Regions from separate parts of the Homo sapiens genome. Here region 2 is linked to region 1. The links are chromatin loops, found by intact Hi-C in ENCODE. Cell type or tissue: Caco-2. All regions are shown on one strand. Links, peaks and the distances in the headings refer to the core of each region. The heading gives the core; the rest is flanking DNA.

Evidence for each region. Peaks named below come from ENCODE experiments on the same cell type or tissue, not always from the same donor. Only the 100,000 strongest peaks of a DNase experiment are listed, where the experiment ranks them.
Region 2: it touches region 1 in a loop (14-fold over the local background); 1 of 110 quality-filtered maps calls a loop at or near these places.

Annotation. Positions count from the first base shown.
Region 1 is chr2:147,921,086-147,932,450 of GRCh38, reverse strand. It overlaps ACVR2A (activin A receptor type 2A), which reads right to left. Exons shown (of 11, transcript NM_001616.5): 9 at 9,340-9,478; 10 at 6,290-6,420; 11 at 1,629-5,371. The coding sequence ends at 5,177. ORC4 (origin recognition complex subunit 4) reads left to right here. Exons shown (of 14, transcript NM_181741.4): 14 at 1-2,055. Among named protein-coding and RNA genes, the nearest start is that of ACVR2A, 82 kb to the right of the region's middle. In Caco-2, for the core only: no CTCF peak of the experiment used is centred there; a DNase peak (open chromatin) is centred at 5,290.
Region 2 is chr2:148,607,844-148,619,208 of GRCh38, reverse strand. No RefSeq gene overlaps it. Among named protein-coding and RNA genes, the nearest start is that of EPC2, 31 kb to the left of the region's middle. RefSeq lists enhancers at 4,662-4,791, 4,793-5,398. In Caco-2, for the core only: no CTCF peak of the experiment used is centred there; a DNase peak (open chromatin) is centred at 4,228.

The DNA.
Region 1 (11,365 bases), core at 324-8,323:
TTTTTCCAATTCTGTGAAGAAAGTCATTGGTAGCTTGATGGGGATGGCATTGAATCTGTAAATTACCTTGGGCAGTATGGCCATTTTCACAATATTGATTCTTCCTACCCAAGAGCATGGAATGTTCTTCCATTTGTTTGTATCCTCTTTTATTTCCTTGAGCAGTAGCTTGTAGTTCTCCTTGAAGAGGTCCTTCACATCCCTTGTAAGTTGGATTCCTAGGTATTTTATTCTCTTTGAAGCAATTGTGAATGGGAGTTCACTCATGATTTGGCTCTCTGTTTGTCTGTTGTTGGTGTATAAGAATGCTTGTGATTTTTGTACATTGATTTTGTATCCTGAGACTTTGCTGAAGTTGCTTATCAGCTTAAGGAGATTTTGGGCTGAGACGATGGGGTTTTCTAGATATACAATCATGTCGTCTGCAAACGGACAATTTGACTTCCTCTTTTCCTAATTGAATACCCTTTATTTCCTTCTCCTGCCTAATTGCCCTGGCCAGAACTTCCAACACTATGTTGAATACGAGTGGTGAGAGAGGGCATCCCTGTCTTGTGCCAGTTTTCAAAGGGAATGCTTCCAGTTTTTGCCCATTCAGTATGATATTGGCTGTGGGTTTGTCATAGATAGCTCTTATTATTTTGAAATACACCCCATCAATCCCTAATTTATTGAGAGTTTTTAGCATGAAGGGTTGTTGAATTTTGTCAAAGGCTTTTTCTGCATCTATTGAGATAATCATGTGTTTTTTGTCTTTGGCTCTGTTTATATGCTGGATTACATTCATTGATTTGCGTATATTGAACCAGCCTTGCATCCCAGGGATGAAGCCCACTTGATCATGGTGGATAAGCTTTTTGATGTGCTGCTGGATTCGTTTTGCCAGTATTTTATCCAGTTAGAATGGCAATCATTAAAAAGTCAGGAAACAACAGGTGCTGGAGAGGATGTGGAGAAATAGGAACACTTTCACACTGTTGGTGGGACTGTAAACTAGTTCAACCATTGTGGAAGTCAGTGTGGCGATTCCTCAGGGATCTAGAACTGGAAACACCATTTGACCCAGCCATCCCATTACTGGGTATATACCCAAAGGACTATAAATCATGCTGCTATAAAGACACATGCACACGTATGTTTATTGTGGCATTATTCACAATAGCAAAGACTTGGAACCAACCCAAATGTCCAACAATGATAGACTGGATTAAGAAAACGTGGCACATATACACCATGGAATACTATGCAGCCATAAAAAATGATGAGTTCATGTCCTTTGTAGGGACATGGATGAAATTGGAAATCATCATTCTCAGTAAACTATCACAAGAACAAAAAACCAAACACCGCATATTCTCACTCATAGGTGGGAATTGAACAATGAGATCACATGGACACAGGAAGGGGAATATCACACTCTGGGGACTGTTGTGGGGTGGGGGGATGGGGGAGGGATAGCATTAGGAGATATACCTAATGCTAGATGACGAGTTAGTGGGTGCAGCGCACCAGCATGGCACATGTATACCTATGTAACTAACCTGCACAATGTGCACATGTACCCTAAAACTTAAAGTATAAAAAAAAAAAAAAACATAGCTAAAGAAAAACTGCATATGCAAATCATACCGTATTCATTTTTTTATTTAACTTGGGGATGGAATGGGGATAGCATACATTTTATTTGTACAATATTTAACAATCACTTATCCAAGGTGGGGTTTTATGGGGATTTTAAGCTTTCTGTTAAATACTTGCAGAAAAAATAGCAAGTACGATTTGACAGTAGTACAATAACCTGTGCCCAAAACACAAGAAATACAGAGTAAAGCGAAAATAACTGCTTACCAATATTCTGAGAGGTAACAAATGGGATATGGGTTGAGACTGCATAAAAAACGTACTGCTGGTTGAATATCTGAGGTAAATGATGTTCAATCAAGATGCTACTTGTATCATTTTGCCCATAAATGGATAAATAATTTTATGCATATCATACCAAATGTTCCTAAAAAGTAATCTTTCAAAAAAGTATAAAAGAGAAACTGGAAAGTATCTGTGATGAAGCTTCTTTCTTTAAAAAAAAAAAAAAAAACAAAAAAACCAGTAATCAGTTTATTCCACTAAACCACCATCTCGCCATGGTTTTTTTTCCCCTACCACCTGCATTTTACTTAAATGTAGCTGTTACTTAGGGGTGAGGAAATGCAACAGAAGAGATTCTTTTTAAATTTCATGATATGATTCTATTTTAAATTCCAAAGGTGTTGGGTTTTTTCCTGATTGTATTTTCAAAACATCACCATGAAAGATAGATAGTGCAAGTTCATGGGACTAACAATCGTGAAGCACAGTCTCTTTTTCTGGAATTCACAAGGTACCTAGAATTCAAACAAGAATCACACATCACATGCTAAAAAAACTTCTAGCATCTAAAATACATACAAGAGCTGTGCAGGGCATAGACTTCAAATAAAGCCGAACACTGGTTAATCCATCAGTCCTATGGCAAGTTGATCATAAAGCATTCCTTACGCGGAGATCTGGGCAAGGTAAAGAGTATAAGTTAGAGCAGCAGCAGTTCTGATGGGTATCAGAAAGGCAAAATACAAGACGAGTCATGAGGAGCACCATACACATGAGGAAAGAGTTATTTGGGGGGTCTCAGTTTGCCCCAAAATGGATCACCATTTTTCTCATTCTTTGATCTTTTTTTTTTCCAGTATCTCTAGCTCAAACTTTCTGTTAACTTGCCCACTCTGCACTGACTGTAAACCAAACACTAAATACCCTGCAAAAGAAAGTTTTAACAAGACTAGGTATAAGGACAGGTAGTCACTGGAACATTCTTATTTTACTGCTTATAAAAAGTTTTTCTATTAATAATAGTTCTCAAAAGAATACAAGTTTTAAAATTGGTTAGCTACAGTTAAATACAATACCCAGGATTTCTAAAAATTTTTTCTAACTTGAAAACATTTTATATTGTGAATAACTGGGTTTAAAAATTTTATCTCTAGTACTCACATAAGCCAAACATTCATCATAATATCCCTTGTTTATTTTTGTTTAACTTTTAAAAAGAAAGTTAAATGTTCACAACAGGTAGAAATTCATCTTCAGGAAATTAATGATTTTCTTGTATGCACATTCTCAATATTTTCCCTTCTTGATTAGTTTTTAAATGGAAGCAAAACCAGATCAAGAAATTGAGAGACCAAGTACTTTGTGAAATAAAGAGGTGAACTCAACATTGAAAAGGGAATTGCTAGGAATACAATGAATGAGACCATGGGGACACACGTGACAGTTCTGAATGGTCTGCAGCACACAGACGCTATTACTCTTCTTTTCCTCCCTGCTTAAAGTCTGTTGACCTATGTATTGTTTATAAATAACATAATTAATTTACTATTCCCAGAGATTACGTACATATATGTAAAATGTAGTGTACTGTGTGGTTAAATAACCATTTGAAGACAACACATTCACAGTGAGCTCCTGACAGTGACATGTAAAAAATTCTTTTATAAAATTAACATGGATTTTAAAATGACCTGACAGAAATACACAGCATAATACTGGCTATTTGTTGATTAATTGATTGGTAATCTGGAAATTCAGAAAATTAATGTTTTACTTTTTGGCCTGTATAAATTTGAGGAAGAATCCAATTGTATTCTAACGTAATATTGTTTTGAAAAGCACTTTAGCACCTGCCTACCATCAATTCCATTTTCTTAGCAAGGATAAGGCATGAACTATCCTAAATTAGTATCAGTGTTAGTTGTAAAAGCAATTTTGGGGAGGAGGCTAGGCTATGCTACCTATATCAACATTGGTTACCTCTAAATGTCATTGCATATTTTAAGTTATACGTTTAATTTGTTATCCCTGATTTGTTTTAAAGCAGTAACATCTGAAATCTGCTTAAAGTTTAATATCTTTATCCTAGGATAATTCTTTACATATCACAGACATCAAATATTACTCTGACAAGATGGCACCAAGCAGAAGTATAGTGATAAAGTTACAAGTCTCATAGCAGACAGTGGGGAATTCTGGGTAACGACACTTCCTGAGGTGATCCTAAAACAGTGATAAAGAATGTCCCACACACTGTTTGGTGAAAAGAAATACACTACAATTTTACATATATAAATAGAAAAAACTCTATTTTAAAAGATAAAATGAAGAGCTTTCCAGTGTCACAGCTCACTTTAAAAAATTTTAAATCATGCTTTAAATTTTCAAATATTCCCCAAACACAGCACACCTAAAAAAAATACTTAGGTAAGTATGCAAATTTTGGGAACTGGATATAAGATGGGGCTTTAAAACATGGGAAGAAGGGGGAAATGACACCATCTTTTCAAAAAACAGCACTTTTTTTCCCTACATTACAAGCCAGCACAAGAAATGCTAAAACACTGCTTTACGAATGGCCACTTATTGTTGGCACTAAGCATAGCTTACCTTTTTTTCCTTAAATAACACAGTGAATTTGTTACAAAACATGGATCGATTTATTATTCAAATTTTGTTAGTGTTTTCAATTTTATAATTTAGCAACCGTGGAACTGAGGTATACCTTGTTGAGGGAGGTTAAAGTAATGCTTGGAAGCCTCTTTACTGTACCCCACTTTGATGACTTTATGTACACAGAACAGCAGCACACTAAACATTCACAAGCTGTGTCATATTGGCATTACAATAGTCATTTATAGAAACAACAGCAAATGCAATAAAAACAAGTTACCCTTTTTAAAATCTGAAATGAAAAGTTTTTGATTTAAAAAAAATAGCAGTAGTTCATTTAAGGAATTAGTGTCTTCTGACAGACATTAAGAAATCTGATGTCAGTTTTCAAACACTCCATTAGCCAGGTCCAAAAGATCCTTGATTTGGAGAGGGCTACATTCTTCATGTACACTTTTTCAAAAGTTTCTTTATAGAGTTTGCAAGGTTTCTCTTAGTCTCATGTCCTTCACATCTGTGCTGTCGGCAATGCAGTAAGTCTCCCAGAGCAACATTTTTCAACAAAGGGTCTTCTTTCTTAACATTTCCAAGAGACATCCTACTCATTTTACACAGAAAATAAACTGTAAGCAGTTTCTTTAGCTTAGCAGCTCCAGTTCAGAGTCCCATTTCTTAGTGTGCACAGATGGCGCAACCATCATAGACTAGATTCTTTGGGAGGAAAGTCAACATTTGTCACCATTGTGACCACTGTTACAATGTCCTCTGTGGTAATAATATTTGTTAGTCTCTGCATCTGGGTAATTCTTTCACCTACACATCCAGCTGATAACCTGGCTTCTGCGTCGTGATCCCAACATTCTTCAATGGTTTCACAGAGCATTGCCATTCCCTAAAAGGAGAAAAACATATACTCAAACGCCACAGCAGTTTTTGTTTTCTATTAGGAAACAATAAAATTTTCATGAAGAAATGGCTATTTTTCTGGGTCAAAGAAGTTTCTGTCAACATTCACTTTTATTGACTACCATGTGCAGAATCATAAAGAAAAGCACAAACAGAACTTTTTTTTTAAGCATGAGACTATCACAAGAGGAATTTTTTTAACTCCAAAAAAAAAATCTCTATCCCTTGTTCATAACCCAGGTCATTTCAATGCTAACCCTTCAAATGGACTCAAAAATCAAGGATAAAGGGGACCTACCAATTTTTATTGTTTTCTTAGTTAATATCAGCATTTCTATCTTACAATTAAACAGAAGATCAGAAAGCCACCCTTGGGATTTCTCTACCTGGTTTTAGCCAGGTTTCTAGTTATATTTAGACTGAAATAACCAGGGCAATACTGTTATGTGCCTGGTCTCTATAGTTTTAAAGCACTATTAAGACTTGAAAGTCTAAGCCGAAATTAAAAGGCTACAACAAACTCCCATGGAGAGGAGAAAACATGGTGCTTCATAAACTTTTTAAAATGTTGTCATATTGGAAGTGGTCATCAGCAAAGTTACCCAACTATCCACAGTTTCCGAGTCTGGCATGCCTTTTCCCTGGGAAACTTTCTAAATAGATGACACAATCTTCTGCACAGGACCATTGAGACAAAAGCCCTCTAAAGCTCTATTACTTTACAATCACCTTCAGGGGTATACAGACATAGCCCTAATTCTGCCTCTAGAACTCTAGAATATCCTGTGTGAAGATCACCTTCCAGAAAATACTTGCAGAAGAAAGAGAAATGTGCAGAGATAAATAATTCCTCTGAAAAGTGTTTTATTGGAATTTCAAATGAAAAGCTAACTGGATAACTTACAGCATGTTTCTGCCAATAATCTCTTAAAACAGGCCTCTTTTTTTTATGCACAACAACTTCCTGCATGTCTTCAAGAGATGGATGCTGGCCAATTTCCTCCTCAAATGGCAACATGTATTCATCTACAGGTCCTGAAAAGTAAGAAAAGTAAAATAAATCATTTTCATTAAAATCCTCCTGACTTTCAAACTGGTACAAACTTTCTAAAATATACTCTGTCACCTATTCCCAACTGTTTACATGCTATGAGGACAGAAGAGAAACAGACTCTCAACTGTACTTATACCACAGTGTGACCAAACTAATGTATGGGAAATGAAAAGGCCTATAATTTGGCATGTAATTCCCTTAAAGATTGCATAAGGGGCTTTCTTATCTAGGTATAAAGGATGCCTATTTCCATCTGCACAGAGGACATAAGGAACAATCAGTATTTGTAAATTAACGTTATATAATATCCCTTTAAGGTACCCATTCCTTACAATTCAGATCAGAATGTTAACAGTGGTGCTTCCAGCTCTGGAGGCTCTAGGTTCAATCTATTATAACCATGTTTATTCTATGGCATATCCAAACCCCCTGCATGCCCCACATGAGGAATTATGCACCTCAGAGTCATACCTCTTCTCTACACTCCCTCACAACAGCTGCCAAAAAGTACATGTTTATTTTTTAGAAAATCACAAACAGGCTCTCCAACTAGGGGTCCCAACAAGTCAGGATGTGCCTTCATAGACAACATTAAACAACATAAATAATTCCTTTTTTCTTAGGCCTACTCAGATAAATAGAAAATTGTATTTAGGAGTTAATAATAACTAACATCCAGTAAGCACCTATCCTGATCAGAAACTTTACATATATTACTTACTTCACAGGGTTAAGATGGCAGTACCTCTATTTACTGATAAGAAGCTCAGAAAAGTTACATAATTTGCACAAAGACATACAGCTGTTAAACGGTAGAGCTGGAATTGAACCCAACTCTCTAAATAACTCTGAAGTCTGGTTTTAATCACTGGATTGCCTTCCTTTGACAGACACAGGTCACCACTGAGCAGTATCAGTGACCAGATAGATGTATGTGTGCATAAACACAAATTTTGTGAAGCTCTTGAAATGCACTAAATACTCCTGGGTAGAATACAATGAATCATAAAGGGGTCATCTAACTTAACCCTCTTCAAATATAAGAATTATCTATGGCTGGACAGTTGGTCTCTGCTTGAGTACTTCCAGTGACAAAGTACCGACATTCTAAGGTGTCTATTCAACACTTATGTGGTGTACAGGCCAGCAACACTGCCGTCAACTGGTAGCTTAGCTTTTAAGAAATGTAGACTCTCAGGCTTCAACCCAGACCTACTGAGTCAGAATCTAAATTTTAACAAGATTCCTAAGAATCTGGTATGACACATTAAAGTTTGAGAATTACTTCATTTAACAAACAAGTAACCATCAACACACGTGAAAGCACCTACTTTAGCAATCAATGCTCACACTATCCTCTCTACCCCAATTTCTGACTTAACAATTGGGTTCTGACTTAAGAGTCAGAAATGCCTGACTCTGAAATTATTTCATGGCATTTAAGAAAAGTCAGTATCTAGCCTTTTCTTTTTCCAAAAGAACTTCTCTGAAACCTCTCTTCCCCATAAACAAAGCAATTTCTCCCCTAAACTCCTAAAACACATGCTTGTATTTCTTAAGTATTGCACTAACCCAGAAACATTTATTGAATACCTATGTACTGGGGAATGGGCCAGACAACTCACACTTAACTTACTCTAGAGTTAATTGTCCAGGATATATTTTATTGCCCTAACTAAACTGTATATTACTTGAGAATAAGGTCTTGTGTCTCCTAAATTACTTAATCCAATGATTTGTTATGGAGAGTTCATATTAATAAAGTTCTTATAAAATATATTTTCCTATAACATCTGCCATCTAACCTACTTCTGCTTCCATAAATGCACATCATAAATGTCATTCCTCTTAGAGTCAAAACACTCTGCGTTCTTAACGCTTCTTCCTAAAGACTTCTGAAATTATTCCAAAATTGCTTCAACTTTTCTTAGGTTTGGCATTGACTCCCAAGCCAATCCCTCAATCCTGGAAGAATGCCCATTTCTGAACACTCTATTAAATTCCCTTTAATAGTACCCTATATTGAATTTCATATTCCAGTGGCAGTCTGTCCTACAACGAGAGCCTATTACAGTACTCAGAAAATAAAATATTGTTAGTAACATAGGTTACATTGGTTATAACTTAAAATATTCACAATTTCTTCTATGGTCTTTGACAATCACAGGAAGTTTTTAGGCAATTATAAATTAGAACTTAAGAAACAGATCAAGCTCATTTACATCTGTTTAGGAGTTTAGCAGTCGGCAAGTTTGCCTTATATTATTCAAAACAAAAAATGCTGCAACATACTTGAAGACAGAGTAAAGACCTTATGAAGGAGTACTAAAGACAGTGCTTGAAACACTAAAATAGTTCTGTCACACTGGAAATATCGTCTGAAAATTTACCCAGAAAAATAAATAAATAAAAGCAAATATCTATAAGACTTGAACATGGACTTCAATAACAAGAACAAGTAATAGAAACCCTTTAACCTGGGGGGCAGGACCCATATGACCTTAAAGCAGACCTCTCCCTATGTCTGGATCAGAGTTTCAAATCTAGGTTTCATCATTCACCAGTTTGAGGCTAAAGTAGGCAAACTACTTAATTTCTCTGCATCTCAATTTCCTCATATGTAAAGCATAATAACTACCTCTGAAACCGTTTTAGGAAATAACCTTAAGGTATGTGAAGTGTCCAGCAACATAGCTAGTAATGGTAAAGGATCAATACATAGCAATTCCTTTCCTCTCCTACCCCACCCACTGCTCCCCTGCCTCCTGAATTCTCTACCATCTCTTGGAGTCAATTAAAAAAAAACTGTACTTTAAAATATTACCTTGGAGTGTATCATCCCTTTTCATATATGTGTGGTAGGCATATATATCTTTTTTAAAAATATTTTTTTCCCTTACCATCTGCAGCAGTACAGCGAGAAGCCAGTTCCCATAGGACTAATCCCATGGCATACATATCTATCCTCAAAAATGCATCCCTTTGGAAGTTTATAGCACCCTCTAATACCTCTGGAGCCATGTACCTCCGGGTACCAACCTGAAAAAGATGTTAAAAGCAAAGAGTACTCATTCATTAACTTTATGAACTAACATATGATTTTGTAAGATGAATCAAAACCAAATGTGGTCTATTACCAGGGTAAGGTATACACACTATAGCGTATAAATAGAAAGATCCTTTCTGCGTATACTTAAAAAATATATCAACAGACATTATGCTGGTACAGACTTAGAAGTTTTTATGTTCCCCTTTCTGGATGTAATCACAAGAAACTGAACCAATTGTCAGCTGGGAGAAGGATGCTGCATACTTTTCAACTGTACCTTTGCATACTGTTTGAAATGTAGCTTTAAAAAAAAAACTTTTTTTGAGGTCTTTTCTCTGTATTAAAAAAACTAATAAAATGTTATAAAAAGAATTAGCTAAGTAAAGGACAGACTGATGTTAAAAAGTTCTATCTGTACAAAATCTATGTATTTGTTTATTCATAAATTCTTCTGTCTTGGAGTCCTTTATTTATAACTGTCCCCAACAATTTGGTATTTCTTAGTACTGTAACTATGGTTACTAAGCTAGTACAGCTAGCTTTGGTTGGTGCTTGACAACATTCATATATGAATGCTTAAAAATATTTGTGAGATAGCTGGGTACATCACAACATACTTGCGATGTATTCGAACTAGAGAGTAGTCTAGATATTGGTACGTCCATAACGCTCCATCCTTAGGTGGCTATAATCTCTACTCTAGACTAAAAGTTGGGCAATTTATGCAAATATACATGTAAAGATTTTTTTTAAGAATAAAGACAGATCACTAAGACTAAAGTTCAAGGAGAACACATTAAAGGGAAAAGTGGCTCTACTTTTAAAAAATTTACTACTCAGAATAATTATTTTAATTGTGCTATCAGTGAATGTTTCCCTAAAGCCTACTTTTCTCTTACAGGTAAATGTATGCCATCCAAGGTACCTACCTCTTTTATTGTAAGATTATGGTTTATTTACCATGTTGACATAAAATGTTCCCTCTTTTATATGTGTTCTTTGTACTATATAAAATGTGCAATAACATGCAAGTCCCTCCAAATATTTCTGAAATTTTCTGGTCCATGAAATCTAAAGTCAAGGAGTCATTACTGTAAGCCAATAATTTTTAACTAATCATAAAACCCAGTTGTGAAGGAGTTAAAAATATGACATGAATGAGTCAGAAATTTTTTTTCTCAAAAAATGAGGGAGGGCTTATGAGGTACCAAATTAAGAATATGTTCCCAGAATTTAGTCTTATGATAGTCTATCATTCAATTAGCTTAGAAGTTTGTCCTCAGGCTTCCTACACAATCTTGGTAGTATTCTCCACAAAATTGCCTCCATTCCCATACACATTTGCAGTCAACTTTTCTAGAGCTATATGGCTACTGACCATTACCCCAAACTACATTCTTAAATAGTTAGTCAATACTGCCAAAATTGGTGGTGCCATGACATTAAAAACGTGTCCTCAGGAACCAATAGGATATGCTGGGGAAAAGAAACCTAAGAATTAGTTGGCCAAATAATTTACATGATATGAAAGATGAAGAAATGATAATGTCGAAGGCCTGAACCATTTAGCTTTGTAGAAAATGTCACCTTTTAGGTTGAACTGGTTTCCCTGATTAAAAGGTGATCTTGGCTGGGCGTGGTGGCTCACGCCTATAATCCCAGCACTTTGGGAGGCCGAGGTGGGAGGATCACTTGAGGTCAGGAGCTCGATACAAGCCTGGCCAACTTGGTGAAACCCCATCTCCATTAAAAATACAAACATTAGGCTGGGCATGGTGGTGCATGTGTGTAATCCCAGCTACTCAGGAAGCTGAGCCAGGAGAATCACTTGAACTTGGAAGGCAGAGGCTGCAGTGAGCCAAGATCATGCCACTGCA
Region 2 (11,365 bases), core at 1,023-9,022, 690 kb before region 1:
TGAGGGGGCCATGGAGGTAGAATCTGGATGAAATGGGAGACAGAGGAGAACAAGCTATATTAATCATCACATCCATGCAGCTTGACTGTTGTCAGGGAAAACAACATTTTCTGGGTTTCTTTAGCATCTTCTCTGACTCTAAATTGTGCAGGCAGAGTTCTGCTGGGCAGAACTTACTGCACCCTGAGAATTTTAGGTATCCACCAAAAACTCACAGTAGCACCAGGCCAGTGAGCCTGAAACACTGACGAATGTCACTGACTGGCAGGCCTCACTCTGAGACTGCAGAGGCAGGGCATTTAGGGGGACATGGTGATGGAATTTCAGAAATGGGTCAGCAGCTACCTCATGTTCCTGCCCTATGATGGATGATATGGACACTGCTGGAAGCCCTGACTGGTGAGTTGGAATCAAGAGAATGTGCCTAATCTGCTGTGTCAATGGCCAAGAGGGAAAAGATTATGAAACAGGAGAAAGGGAAAGAGAACCAGAATGTTTTTCTTCTCATGAGGAGAGGCTCATTGAAGAAAGCTCAACCTAAGCCAAGGCTGCTCATTATAGCAAAAAGAATGGTGCCTTGCATTTTACAAAGCACTTTACCATTATGGAGCATTTTCACATTTTACATGACCATAGTTGTACCTCACTACAACCAAATGAGGAAGGCAACGGGAAAAGTGAGCCTCACAGCTTGAAGAAATGCTGGGATTTTTTTTTTCTTTTTGAGACAGAGTCTTGCTCTGTCACCAGGCTGGAGTGCAATGGCACGATCTTGGCTCACTGCAACCTCCACCTCCTGGGTTCAAGCGATTCTCCTGCCTCAGCCTCCTGAGTAGCTGGGACTACAGGTGCCTGCCACCACGCCCAGCTAATTTTTGTATTTTTAGGAGAGACGGGGTTTCACCATGTTGGCCAGGATGGTCTCCATCTCTTGACCTCGTGATCTGCCTGCCTCAGCCTCCCAAAGTGCTGGGATTATAGGTGTCAGCCACCCCGCCCAGCCAGGAAATATTTTTAAAATAAGGAAATATACAAGTTGTAAAAGCTGCCCATATATTGAAGCCACAAGGCTGTTCCTTGGTGTAAAGCTAAAGATAGGAATGAATGCCAATATGAACGCTTTTTAGAAAATTTTCTTTCTGATGTCATGAAAAACAAGAAGGATCTCACCTTTCTTTCAAATGTAGAACATTCGCAATGTGAACAGAAGGTATTCTGTTTTGGATATTTCTGATGAGATCTTTACATTTTTCTTTTCTTTTTCTTCAAAACAAGAATAAAGGCTTCTGGTGACTTTCACTTTGACTTTGTTCTTATTACTCCAAGGTCATTAATAGTTGACAGTACACACCATTCTAGTAATAAGTATTTGTTTGGTACTTGGGTAAAATTGCTAGCATGTATGGCTGTCTCAGCCTTGAGCTGCCACTGGCTTCCTCTATACCTAGAGTCAGAAGAACTGGGTTGTAATCTGCAACAACTAGCAAAAGACTCAACTTCTTTGAGCCCAGGTTTCCTATCTGTAAAACGTGATAGTACCTACTTCGTAAGTTATAAGAGCCAGAACAAAGGAGATATCACACAGACAAAAGTATACAGAACAAGTGCACGGCATGTTAGTATAGAGTAGACTCACTCAATATTGTGCTGGAGTTGATTAGTATGAATGCACAAGGGCTGATTATTATATTTTCAGGAATTCTGCTAGCCAATTGCTAAACCATTGGCAGCTTGAAACCGACTGTGGTGGGAAAATTTACACCACAAAAATCAACAGTCATAAATCAGGGTTCGTCCCCAGCTAGTGGCTAAAGATTTACAAGCGCATCACCACTGCTCATGATAATGTATGTTTCGCTCTTGGTTTTCAATTTCCTATTTGGTATTGTTCTAAAAATGTGATGAACTAAATATTTTGGGGATATAAATGTCTTTAAAAATATAAGGAGTGTTCTTTCACTGGGGCAGAGCCTCTGTTGGGTTAAAGCATCAGTGAAAAAAATTATGGGATTGGATTCCAGGTATCAGCAAGTTTGGTGGTTATGGGAGACATTTTTGGCTGCCTACCCAACAACCATTCCTCATCCCCCCTCCCCCCCCGCCACCTTTACCCCTTTTCCCTCATGAAAGAACTAGACTCCTTGATTTCAAGGAAGGTGGGGCCAAACCCTAATTTACAGCCCCAGGAATGGATAGTGATTGCTCTAGTCAGTCACAGGAATGTGAGTCTCCTCCACCAGTGACTGGACTGGTGATGGACATATGACTGAATTCTGGCTTTCATTCTCAGATAAAAGAAACAGACTCCTATTAGAAGAAAGCTCTTGAGCCCTTTTCTGTCCATCCACTTTGATTTGAGGATATGATGCCATGTGACCATTAGGCAACAGGCAGGGAGGAAAAAAACCAACTCCCTGAGGATGTCTGAGCAGAATAGTAGACAGTGTCTATTTCTGTGACATCACTGAGCCACTGATTGAACCCTGGACCTGCCTCTCTTTAATAATAATGGTTTAAACTACAATTATATCTCTGTGATTTGTATTCAAAAGCATTCCTAGCTAATACAGGGAGGGCAATATATTGCAAATGTAGCTGTCTTTTCAAAGTTTCCCAGATTATAATTTGTAGTTGATGAAAAAAAAAACCCATCTTTTTGGTTTTTTTGTTTGTTTGTTTTTCAAATAAGCCTACTTATAAAGCCCATCCTAGCTCTAATCTCAAATAGCACAGAGATCTGAGATTGGGGGCCATATTATGGGGAAGAGAAGACAGGCAAAGAATGGGGACTTCCCTCTGGATCTGTGTGGATTTGTTCAGCTATTATAATAGAGTTAATCAGGGATGGACATTACTGAAGTTCTTAAAGAGACTTATGCATTGACATCTTGAGATCCCACTTTTAGGGTATTTCCCTAGGTATAATATAATTAGGATCTTTTTAGGATTACTCTTAGGATCTTTTGTCCTGAGTTATTTTGAACACTTACCAAAAAGGTTATCTGGGAAATTCACTCAGAGCTGGCAGAACAATGAAGGAAGTTTTGGTGGAGATGGTGGTGGGGCACTCCAAAAGCTATACCTGTTACCCTTTCAAAGAGAGAAATGAAATTAGAAAAGAATATGCCATCATACCTGTGAGAAAATAGGAACCTGAAGAGGATGAGGATTTTCTAGCAGAGGAAATAGTAAACTAGCATGTGGAGTACTGGCCAGATATCAGAATCTGCCTCTGATCCCCTAAAAGACAGGATTCTTGAAGCCAAGCCAGTGCCATGCTAGCAGCAACAGAGTATGAGGAGGACATTTTGAAGAAGCAGCAGGCTATGTAGGTCTTGTTTCTGGAGGCAGAGGCAGAGAAATCTGTGCATGTCTGGATGGTTTCTGAGTGTCCTCACCCCAGGGGTTTTTTGCAGACTTGCTATAGGAGCAGCAGGCGCAGGAAACAGGAAATGGGATTCAGGAGGGTGTGAAAATAGCCCTATGTTCTTCATCTTCCCACTGCCCCAGTTCCTGGCTCATCTCTTCTCTGTGCAGCCTGTGACTGTGTCTGTTGGTAACTTCTTCCCATACTCCAAAGGCTATAAGCTTCAGAGAGCTCAGCTGCCAGGCTAGTGCCCAAGAGGGACAATAACGATAGTGAGAAGCTACATTCAGGGCCGTTAGCACTGGGAAATGGCAGAGAATGCTAGGAAGTCTATGAATGGCCTCCAAGGCTGTTTAGAGCTTATGAAGTCTTCCATTCTCCTTTTGCTGAAAACTCCCATGGAAGTGAAAGGAACCTCTGTCTGGTTTATTTCAAAGGGAGGTTTGTAAAAAGAAAAAAAAAACGTACTTAACTTTATCCAAGTAGCTTCTTACTGGCTAATTTTTAGAGCTAAATATCTTGACTGCTTTAAAACATTTCTTTTTCATATTACACAAAAGAACTGAGGATGGGGTCTGACAATTAGATGCATGTTCCATTTATACATTCTGTTTCTTGCTAGGGAGGTAGCCACTGTGTAAGCCCTTTTAGAAACTATTTTTAGGGAAAAACCACTCACTGATAAGAGTTCATCAGAATAAAATCAACTTAGGAGGACAGTTACTGCAAAGTATTCTTGTTATTTGGGATCAATGAACTCCAAATCCCTTGAAGCTGTTGCAGACCCACAAAATAAGTCTGTTCACCTGTTCACTTGCTAGCGAGAAAAGTAAGCAAGAATGTGCCCGGGGCACTTTTGAGTCATGGCCTGTATTTGGGGGGTATGAGTGGAATTCCAGAAGTTATGTGTAAATGAATAAGCATAACAACCACTTCACTTCCCTCACATGCAGGAAGCAGGCACAAAAAAAGGAGTGTGTGTCTGTGTGTGTGTTTAAGCTATAATCCTGCTACAATTACATCATTCAAAACAACACTATAAATAGTTTCAGTGACAGAGACACATTCAAGTTATCTCAAAAAATGTGTGCTGAGAGCAGTGCTTATCCTACTCCTGCTGCTGGTGATTTAAAACATTTAGGAACCCAGGAAAAGCCACATATCCTAGCCACAGGAAGAACAGGAACTGGAGTAGAGTCAGGTAAAAGGGAGAAGAGGAATTTGTCCAACTCCGCACATGTAGGCTGCCATCCATGTGACAACCAGCTACGCTTGGTGGGCCTGAGCTTCCACCTCATTATTTTTGCTTTCTCATAGTTTTTGCTTCCTCATCTTACTCAGAGTTTCTGTTTCCCTTTAGCTTCTCTGGCCACGTGTTGATCCACTGTGTGTCACAATTTCTCTCAATATACCCTTTCAGCCCCAGAGCTTGCTTCTCCCTGCCTCATTCACCAAGTATCTTAATCCATTTGCATTGCTATAAAGGAATACCTGAGACTGGGTCATTTATAAAAAGCGGAGGTTTATTTGGCTCATGGTTCTGCAGACTGCACAAGAAGCACAGTACCAGCATCTGCTTCTGGTGAGGGCTTCAGACTGTTTCATGGCAGAAGGCAAAGGGGAGCCAGTGTGTCATGTGTCAAGAGAGAGGGAACAAGAGAGAGGGAGGAAGGCACCAGGCTCCTTTTAACAATCAGTGCTGGCAGGAATCAACAGAGCAAGAATGTATTCATTACCAAGCCATTCATGAGGGTTCAGCCCCCATGACCCAAACACTTCCCATCAGGCTCCACCTCTAACATTGGGGATCAAATTTCACCATGGGACTAGGCAGAACCAAACAAACAATCTCCAACCATAGCACCAAGTATCTTCTCATCCTTTTTCTGGGAGAGAATTTGATGGTCCTGTTTATCTTTTTCTATACTGCTGGCCATCCTGAGGATTGATTGACCTTGGGTACAGCCAGTTGTAAACTAGGAATAAAGTCATGTGGTTCAAAGCATGACAGTCTCTATTTTTTTTTTTTTTTTTTAACAACCAGTCTCTTTCTGTAGCTCAGGCTGGAGTGCAGTGGCAAGCTCATAGCTCACTGTAAGCTCCAACTCCTGGGCTCAAGTGATACGCCCTCTTAAACCTCTCCAGTAGCTGGGATAACAGGTGTACACCACTACACATGGCTAATGTTTAAAAAAAATTTTCAGTAGAGACAGGGTCTCACTATGTTGCCCAGGCTGGTCTTGAACTCCTGGCCTCAAGAGATCCTCTTGCCTTGGCCTCTGAATGTGCCGGGATTACAGGTATGAGCCACCATGCTCAGCCCATGGCAGTCTTGGGCAGTCTCCTACCTAGAGGCAATGAATGAGGCAGTTCCTATTAATAATGGTAGGCACCATGGTTGACGTGTCTAATGTAAATGTGTGAGTATGTAGTTAAAATATCCTTTTGGCCAGGTGCAGTGGCGCAAGCCTGTAGTCCCAGCACTTTGGGAGGCCGAGGTGTGCGGATCACCTGAGGTCAGGAGTTGGTCACCTGGCCAACTTGGTGAAACCCCATGTCTTCTAAAAATACAAAAATTAGCCGAGCTTGGTGGTGGGTGCCTGTAATCCAAGCTACTCAGGAGACTGAAGCAGGAGAATTGCTTGAACCCAGGAGGTGGAGGTTGTAGTAAGCCAAGATCACACCACTGTACTCCAGCCTGGGTAACAGAGCAAGACTCCGTCTCAAAAAAAAAAAAAAAATCCTTTTAATTAAACTAATATTAAATTTTTTCATTCAGTTTGTCTAACAGGACTATAATTCATGTGTATATATATATGTGTGTGTACTTTATCCTGAGCATGAATAAACAGGGGAAAGAATATCATACTGCACGTCTTTCAACTGAAATGTTTACACCACCTTGAGCTTTTATTGACTATTCGATCTAAAGAAACCACTGAGCCAGTTGCCCCCAACTCACATCACTTTATTTCCTCCATAGTTCTTATTAGCCAAAATTATATTGTTTGTTTTATAAAGTATTGCCTCTCTTCTCCTCCATCCCCCAGAGTATAAGCCCCTTGAGAGCAGGGACTTGGTTGATCTTACAGACCACATTATTCCTCAGTACCTCAGACAGTGACTGACACAAATAAATATTTGTTAAATAAATGAATAAATAAATGTAGTTGATGATGAATGCACAAGAGAAAAATACTATGTATTCTTAAGATCTTCCACTTTAGAGTACATAAGAATCACCTGGTACTTATTAATACAGATCCCTTGCAAATATTCTCATCAAGTATTTCTAGGATGGAAACCAGGATTCATCACTGTAAACAACCACTGAGTGATTCTGATGTGATTGGTCCAGCTTTTTTTTTTTGAGACGGAGTTTCACTCTTGTTGCCCAGGCTGGAATACAATGGCGCTATCTCGACTCACCACAACCTCCGCCTCTAGGGTTCAAGTGATTCTCCTGTCTCAGCCTCCTGAGTAGCTGGGATTACAGGTATGTGCCACCATGCCCCACCAATTTTGTATTTTTAGTAGAGACAGGTTTTCTCCATATTGGTCAGGCTGGTCTCGAACTTCCGGCCTCAGGTGATCCACCTGCCTCGGCCTCCCAAAGTGCTGGGATTACAGGCGTGACCCACCGCGCCCAGCCTGGTCCAACATTTTGATAAACACTGCTGTGGGTGAACTTGTAAGATCTTCAATTTGTAATTCCCCACCCAATCAATACAAATACAAACACAGAATCACAGGGGAAGCCAACACTTGGATGATTAGAGCTTATTCCATTTGTCACCAAGGACTGTTCATGAACTAGGTGCCATCAACCAGTCTGTTGCCCCCAGTTAGATCAGAAAGTAGTGATCAAATCAAAAGTAACAAATCCTCTTCCAGTCCCAGCAAGCTACATTGCTTGGAACCCTCTCTCAGAGCAATTGATGAGTTTCTGAACCTGCCATATTGACTAGCAGACCTAATTTAAGACTTTATGTTAAGATGTATTTTTTTCTTCTACCATAATTGAAATGCTTATTTACCTAGAATATCCTCATGTAATTCTTTTGAGCTATTTTATAAAATAACATAACTTATTGAAAAGTGGGGGAAAAGCCTTTATGGCAGATAATCCTCACAACCCTCCATGAGGAGGGTATGCTTATGATTCCCACTTAATAGAGGGAGAAACCAAGGCACAGAAAAGTTAACTGATCTACCCATGTTGATAACAGATACTAAGTGATAAAGTTGGGCTGTGTTCCCACATATTCAGATCCTAGGGGCTGCACATTTATCCCTTCAAGAGAAAAACAGAGATCTGGGAGTTGGTGATATCCTTTGAGCAATACTTAAAGCCAGCCTTAACCAGAACTTTCCAGAAACATGGGCCAATGATACTCTTTTTGTTAAAACCAGAGGGTTGTTTTCTGCCCTTGGCAGTTAAAAGAATACTAATACTTACTTCAAAGACTTTTTTTTTTCATTTTTAGATCCAGATTCCATTTTTTGCTTTGAATTGTTATTTCTGTGCCATACTGACATCTTTAATAAATACATTCAGAATATGAAGTATATTGTTGGCACCATATAAATATGCTGGGTAAATAAATTTGTGCCTCTTACCTTTAACCTCCTCTTCAGTTCCAACCCTTTACTGTTCCTTCCATGCAGTAATCAAACTAGTGGCTTATGCTCTGATTTTCCTTTGGTGTATGGTTTCTTTCTTACTTAAGGAAGTTCTAGAGAAACACTTTATTTTTTATTGTCTGGAGCAAGTCTTAGATGGAATCTTATAGCACTTTTCAAATTGTCCTTGAATTATTAGCCACAGAGTAAGAGTTGTTGCTTTTATCAGTTAGCTGTATTTTAAAATTCTCAGGTGAGTATGTGTGGTCATTTCAGGGCATCAGCAAATATGGTGGTTAATCTGTACCCTTCCTCCATCTGTTCTCCACCCTTCACTGCCCTTCTCTGCACCCTGGATTGGGGGGAGGTACACCCATATACACCACCTCATGAAGCCCATTTTGTCCTATAGTTTCTTGATGGAAGGCATCTACAGGAGATCAGAGTCAGAGAATAGAGATGTTGGAGTATTTCTTACCCCACATTCTCCCTGCCCTTGATACTGTGGTCAGCCAGTGGCTTTACCTTCAGGATTATAGCTCCTATCAGTTTGCTCTCTTTCATTGGTTCAGCTGTCACTATTTCCTCTCCTTGGCCTTCAGGCCAAGCTGGGTGTGATAACAGCATTCCACTCTTGCTAGGCCCTGGGTGCCTCAATGTGGCAGATTGTTTCTTCCAAAAGAACAACCATAGAATTTCTTCTCCTACTTGCTCTTAAAGAACCTTGACATCGCTGCATCAAAAGGTGGAATCTTTGTCCCCTCCACCCCCCTTGAACCTGGGATGGCTTTTGTGTTGGCCTTGACAAATAGAATCAATAGCAGGGACGCAATGTAGCTTCCAAGGCTAGGTCATCTCCTTTAGGTAAACCTTTCTCCTAGCTCTCTTGGGACATGCACATTTAGAGCCTTCAGCCACCATGTAAGAAGTCTAGTTACCCTGACAAGAGACCATATGGAGAGACCACATAGAGAGAGAGCTCTGTCTGAGGACGCTGGTTGTTGCAGCTCCACCTGTGTGAGCCTCCCCGTCTAGGTGCAGATATATGAATAGGTGGCCTTCCGATGATTCTTGTTCTAGCCAATGTCTGACTACAAATGCATGAGACACCCTGGTGAGAACTACCCTGCTGAACCCATTCAACCTCCTGAGCCATGAGAAGTCATATACCACTAAGTTTTGGTGTAGTTGGTTAGGTGGCTATAGATAACTGATACACTCAACGTCCCTTGCTAGTTCCCTTAACTATACCCACATCTCTTCAAATTCCCAGAGCATGCCTTCTATTTCCTGTGGGACCCTGACTACCATGCTGAGAAAGACAGCATTATATATATATATGTGTGTGTGTATATATATATACATATGTGTGTGTATATATTATATATGTTAGAATCAAAAGATCCTCAGAAATCTTAGAGTGAGATCCACCCCTTTGGGTTACAGGTGAGGAAACTGAAGAACCAACTGAGTAAAAATCAAATAGAATTTTATAGGTAGGGAACTAAGGTCCTGACCCATGCAGTGACCCACAGCTCATTAGGGCTCAGATTAGAACGCAGCCCCTATCCACAGCTTTCCTCTACCTAGAGCTTTGTGATTGCTGATTTATCTTACAAATATATTATGCAACTTAAGTCACTTTGGGTCTTGGTGCAGTTTTCAGTCCCAAGACCTCTGATTGTTGGGGTGTCAACAGAGCTCCGTTATTTTTTACTGCAAGAATTATGTGCTGTGGTGTCCGTGCCTGTGTGGCCCTGATTCCAAAGCTAAGCAGATTGTTTGATTGTTTCTAATGAAGACAGGCAGCTTCTCTTTGGAGAATGGCAGAAATGGCTTCTTGGCTGTGCCAGCCGTCTCCTGGAAGCCTTTTCTCTTCCCTTAAAGTCGCTGTCACAGAAACTTGCCGTTTGTCACTCTTGAGGCCCAAGGAACTATTATAAGGTTGTGTGTGCTTCACTTAATGCTGAAGCTAGGTAATTATCTTAGGTGTGCATAGACACCAAACAAAGATTCTTAATAAAAGAACGCAGTAATTTCCTTGTCATTGTCATTTATTCGGTTATTCATGCTAGAGTCTGCTAATTCAGATTTGGATGCATTTGTGTTCTTGTGTGTGTGAGTGTGTGTGTGTTTATCACACATGCTTTCTGCTCATTAGCCAATCTATGCTAAAATAATATTCTTATTATTTTATTCTTTTAATGTAATTGTATTTTAAACTTTTTTTTTTTTTAAATTTTGATTTCTTTCTTTTTTCTTTTCTTTTCTTGCTCCACAAGGCTGGAATGCAGTGGTATGGTCTTAGTTCACTGCAGTCTTGACTTCCTGAGCTCAGGCAATCCTCCCACCTCAGCCTCCTGAGTAGCTGGGACTAAGGTGCACACCACCAAGCCCATAATGTAATTGTATTTTAAGAGGCACTTCCTAGAGAGATAATGTTTAATAAAAAAAAGTGCAGGAATTGGGAGGAGTAGGATTGGGACTTCAGATACTACCTTAGGACTTTTTCAGTTTCAGAAGACTGCAATCCAACTCAAACCAGCGGAAGCAGAAAAGAAAATATATTAGTCTCGTATAATGAAGTCCAGTTAGAGTACAACTAAATCAAGGTGCTCAAATAATATCATCAGGAATGTGTCTCTTTCAGTCTCTCAGGTGTTCTTTCTTTACTATTGGCTTCAGTCCCAGGTAGGCTCTTAGCTCAAGGTGGTAAGATGGTCACCAACAGTTCCAGATTTAGCCATCCCAGTGGAAAAATCATGTCTCTTTCCTTGTAGCCCCAGCACAAATCCCAAGGCTGGCTCGCATTGCACCTCTGTGACTATAGATAAGACAGTTTCTAGATTACCGAAAGTTGTGCTATAAACCTACCCCTGAAACCATAAGACCTAAAAGTAGAAGGGGATGGTTCCTTAGAGGAAAACTGGACTGCTTATACCAGAAGAAAGAGGTATAGATGCTGGTCAAGAATAAACAACAAATATCCACCACAAAAACTTGGCAAGATAGCTGGGTGCGGTGGCTCACGCCTGTAATCCCAGCATTTTGGGAGGCCGAAGAGGGCAGATCACCTGAGGTTGGGAGTTCAAGACCAGCCTGACCAACGTGGAGAAAACCCGTCTCTACTAAAAATACAAAATTAGCTGGACACGGTGGCACATACCTGTAATCCCAGCTACTCAGGAGTCTGAGGCAGGAGAATCGCTTGAACCCTGGAGGTGCAGGTTGCGGTGAGTCAAGATAGCACTGTTGCACTCCAGCCTGGGCAACAAGAGCAAAACTCCATCACAACAACAACAACAAAAACAAAAACAACAAACTTGGCAAGATAGTATCACTCCCAAATTCCTTTGTGTGGCTATGAGGCATTTC